Regions from separate parts of the Homo sapiens genome. Here region 2 is linked to region 1. Evidence: chromatin loops called from intact Hi-C (ENCODE). Cell type or tissue: sigmoid colon. All regions are shown on one strand.

Evidence for each region. Peaks named below come from ENCODE experiments on the same cell type or tissue, not always from the same donor. Only the 100,000 strongest peaks of a DNase experiment are listed, where the experiment ranks them.
Region 2: it touches region 1 in a loop (2.7-fold over the local background); 2 of 110 quality-filtered maps call a loop at or near these places.

The regions. Positions count from the first base shown.
Region 1 is chr7:85,004,002-85,006,501 of GRCh38, reverse strand. The region is part of intron 18 of SEMA3D (semaphorin 3D); the gene reads left to right. Among named protein-coding and RNA genes, the nearest start is that of SEMA3D, 180 kb to the left of the region's middle. In sigmoid colon, no CTCF peak of the experiment used is centred here; no DNase peak of the experiment used is centred here.
Region 2 is chr7:84,193,651-84,196,150 of GRCh38, reverse strand. SEMA3A (semaphorin 3A) reads left to right here and starts at 1,362. Exons shown (of 17, transcript NM_006080.3): 1 at 1,362-1,676. The coding sequence starts at 1,565. RefSeq lists an enhancer at 441-1,248. In sigmoid colon, no CTCF peak of the experiment used is centred here; a DNase peak (open chromatin) is centred at 1,080; H3K4me3 peaks cover 2,500 bases; H3K27ac peaks cover 524 bases.

The DNA.
Region 1 (2,500 bases):
AAGAACACCGTATTTTTCTTCCCACAGTAGCACAGTGACTACATTTTAGTTCACATTGTGTTTAATTTAGATCATGAAATGAAACATTTTGAGGGTTATATTAAAACAGAAATATCTATGTTTATCAAATTATATGAGCAAATTAGATAAGTATCCAGACATGTTAAACTAAGGACACTATAATGAATAATGGAATGAACACAGGATTCAGAACTGCATATCTTGAGTTGAAACATGGTCCTTAAACCTTTGGTAATGTTCCTGAGCCCCCAATTTTCTAAGTGAACAAAATAAATTCAAAAGTTACTATAAAATTAAGTGCAAAATGCATATGAGAATGTAGAATTTCAAAAAAGAGGCTCTTACAACTGTAAAATATGCATATAAAATTACAGATACCCTATTAGTGAGGGTATTTTACATGTGGATCAGGAAAGGGTACTAATCATGTGTTTGGAAAATACTGGTTCTACCTTTGGCTTGACTCCTGAGAATTCATGAGCAGATCATAACTTCTCTAGAACTGAGTTTCTCTCTTATGTAAATAAATCAAATTTCTCTAAAATATCAGCCTTATTGAAAAGTCTATAAACATTTAAAATAGTACATGTAATTAAGTCAAACATTAGTACATAACAGTGGATCTCAACCTCCAGTAATTTTGTTTCCAGAGTGCCAATATTGGGCGATGTCTGGAGACATTTTTGAACATCACAGCTGGGTGGGTGGGTGGCCAAGTGGGTGCCCCTGGTGTGTACTGGGTAGAGGTCAGAGATGATTCTAAAAATCCTACAATGCACAGTCCCTCACAGTAAAAGAAAAATCTCACTCCAAACGTGAATGCTGCTGAGAGGTTAAGAAACCTTCAAGTAAAAAAATCAAATTTTATCATAAGAAATTAATTTAAAGATATAGCTCTACTGTTACATGAAGAATTTAATATAATTCTCTTCATCTGACAGCTACAAGAATAACTTTTTCTAAATGTTAACTCTTTACATACTTAATACAAAAATAAAGGAATAATTTCATGCTTTGTTAAGTCAAATTTCGCCAATAAAACTAGATTCGTCATCATTCCTGACTTCTATAAGTCCTAAGATTATGGCAGATTCATAGTTACACTGAATATTTATTTTAAGGGTCCCATTTTTTACCTATATATTGAAATATTATTTGATACAGAAATGATTATTTAATTTCAAAATATAAGGCATTTATTTACTATCCAAGAAATATTGAAAGAATGATACTGAAATTTTTTAACTTGCAGATTTTTTGTTACATTGCAATGTTTTAATCTTAAGTGTCACAAACCAATATTTTGAATTTCATAGCGAATAAAGTTGGATAATTGCTTTTCAGTTAAATATAATTCTTTAATAAATGGCTTTTTTCTTCATGGGAAATTTAATCTGATTTTTAAAAATATGTGGTCCTCTGCTTGAGTTCAGCTCTCAGCTCTAGATACTTACATTTGCCTGTGGTTGTTTGCACTCACATCTTTCATTTTCTTGAAAATTCTGTGCATTACTTTAATTTACCTTTTAAAAGTATATTATATATTCATAATGGTACCATGCTCCATGAATTTCAATGGAGCAGAAATACTTATCGAATTTTACTTAAAAGAAGTATCTTTGCTGTAATATTTCAACTGGTATTTTCATTTATCTTTGTAAATAGAGAGTTTCACATTGTCCAGGGTATGCAATACTGCTTCCTGAGCTGAGGAAAAGGGCAATATCCAGATTATACTTGAAGCATTTTTCCCAGCAGGATGCCTTCTGCTTCTTACCCATAAGGTCACAGTTTGGAATCTTTCCTCCACTCAAAAACAGCCTGCGGGAGGGACCATGATCTCCTGTGGCACAGAGGCTGTCACCAGGTTATTCTCTGCCAGGAGGAGAACATTTCCTTACTGAGCTGTTTCACAGTTGGGTGCTGTACGGGAGGTCATGAGTCAGTTATCTGCTGACTTTCTTATAAAACTGTTCTTAAAATTGATGATGTTTATGCTATAACTAGCAAGTCAATTGGCAGTCCCCAGGCTTCTGTTGAACTTTTGGGATCTGAATAAGTAAACAAGGCCATACTATATTTTCTCTGTGCATTTTAATAACATTTTAAAAAATCTTCAAATACTTGCATTATTCCACTTGTAAGCCTTATTTTATTTTTGTTCTTTTTATTCTAAAAGCAATATAAATGATTTTAAAATTACAGTAACACATAAAAGAACTATGAGGCCACTAAGTGTAGATAAGCATAAATAATATTTTGATGTCTATTCCAGCTTTTTTTTCACTCACCATTGCACTGTGAGCATTTTCCATTATCATTTAATGTCACTTCCATGTTTTTTCTGTCTCCCACGCATCCTACCCTGATGCCGTAGTTATCCATAGGTATTCCAGGTGTTCTCTCACTAGATCATGTTCCTGCTTAAAATAATAATAATGAACTTTGTTATATCTGAGTCTTTCTCTGCTTTCTAACT
Region 2 (2,500 bases), 810 kb after region 1:
GCTGTTCTGGAGGTGGGGGGTGGGGAGTGGTGGTAGGAGGGGGTAGGGCAGAATCATTTGGGGAATAAAGGAGAGAAAGTTCTGTCCTGTTAACTTTTTTATACATCCCCTAAAGATTCTTGTAAAAATATCAGCTTTGAGGAAAACTGAATGAAAAATAAGAGAGAAAATTGAGAGGCCACAGCCAACTACTTGTTTCAGAAGGAACTAATGGTGTTCATATGACTGCCTGAATACATGCCTATACGTCCCACAGAAAATTTAGTAACCCTTCAGCAGCTCATGAAGACACAGAGATATTCTTTTCATGTTACTCCTTGACACTCAGCAGGGACTTTTGTGAACTTTGTCATCTTCCGCTGCCCTTTAAACCAAAACTAGGGAAGTGTCTTTAATTAATGAGATGTGATGCATTGAAAATGTTAGCCAGAGCATTCCAGAAGCTGGAAAACCATAGACGTTTTTAAATTCTGAGTATCCTTTTGAGAATCCCCCGTTGTAATTTATAATTCTCAAAGGACCTATATTTGTCTTGAACTGATTGTTGGAATGGGCTTTAGTAGGAATTTCTTCCCTGAAATTGCAGTGGGACAGAGGAAGGGGGTGGTTGAGCCCAGGGGGTTTGTTGGGAGGAGGGAATGATCTCTAACAAGGCTTTAAAACCTTCAGTGGTTAAAGTTGTATTGATGAGGATATATAGACACACACACACACACACACACACACACGCACACATACAATGCACAAGTTCAGCAGGATTGTATAATGAGCATGAATTGTAAATTTTGTAGGTAGCAGAATTCAGATTTTTAAAATCAAAATTGCACCCAAAAATGGCTATAAAACAACGCTTGCCTTGGGAAGTAAATTTATAGCTACATGCCTTTCACAGGCACGCCTGAGGGTTCTGCTCCCGGCTCTAATCTCTACGAGATGTTTTTTGCATGTGTTGTGTGACAGGAGGGAAGGGGAGTAGGTTGAGCTCGCCTGTTCTCCCATTGTCAGCCAGTCTAGTGAGTGTTGGGGAAACCTGTCTGTGGGATCTTGTGTCATCTCCCTCTACATGCGTACAGGAAAAGTCCGCGCTGCTCACGGTTTCTCTCTCTCTCTCTCTCTCTCTCTCTCTTTCTCTCTCTCTCTCTCTCTGTTTCCCTTTCATTCTGCTTCCCCGGAGCCGAATGAAGCAGGGAGCAGGATTAGAGACTGCCACCGGCTATCAGAGGAGCTTAGATAAAAGGAACTGCTTCTTAAGCACCACTGCAGCAGACCTTGTTAATTTTTTTTTTTTTTCTTTCCACACAACAGTTGTGCCTCATTATCCGGTGCCTGGCTCGGAATTTTTTTTTTTTTTTTTCTTTTTGGAGGGTTTGAAGTTTCTGTGCTTCAGTGACTGTTACAGAAGAAGAGGTGTTAGTGTTGCCATGAGGTCTTGATTGTCTGCATTTATGAATGAAACTGACCTAAATCACCTGTTACCTCCAGTTTCCAGATTGTTTGAACTTCTCTGGCCGCACAATACAGGAAGGAAGACTAAAGCAGCAAAGGGACCTACAGCGTCTGCAGCATGGGCTGGTTAACTAGGATTGTCTGTCTTTTCTGGGGAGTATTACTTACAGCAAGAGCAAACTATCAGAATGGGAAGAACAATGTGCCAAGGCTGAAATTATCCTACAAAGGTAAATCTTATTTTTCTTTTATTTGGTTAGCTTTGTAATAACCGCCCCCCCCCTTAATTCCTTGAACTCCCTCCCAACCCCAAATCATCAAACCTTTAGTTTAACCTGGTAAACCGACGTGATTATGTGTATCTTTCTGAGATGCTTTAAACGCTTTTTGTAAAAAGCATGTCTTCTGTTTGATATATGACAACTTAAATGCAAACAAAGAACATTTAATCACATTTGCTGAAAAGAGCTGTATGCCTGGTACACGCTGATCTGTATATCTTATTATCCTATCTTATGCCTGTTAATTTTTCCGACTTTAATTCTATTAAAATATTTTCTTAAAAATAGAAATGCAAAAATGGTCTCTTTGTAGATGTGCATGCCTTACCTATAATTACTATGATGAATTGCATTTTCTTAGTTTTAGACATGAAATGGTTAATCGTCATCATGAATATTCAGTTTGTTCAAATCTGACAATCAGATGCTTAACATAAGCAGTAGATCATGGTTTGCCAAGAGAACATAAACTGGATGGAACAGACTAGTTTTTCCACAGTGCCTTATGATTGTACAAAAGACTGTATTTGGCTAATTGTGTAAAGCTAAAGTCTTTGAAATATTATGTTATTTAATTCTATATGTACTTCAGTGAGAACTGCAGACACATTACTGTCTGCTTGCATAGGTAGTTGTGTAAACTTCTCTTTTGAAAAGTATAAATTAAAGAGAGAAAAAAGAGCTTTATCACTAGTGCTTTATTTGGTTACAATTTAATGTATGTGCTTATTTTTATTGAGGATTTTTTATGTTTGTTCCACATTTGCTTAGAT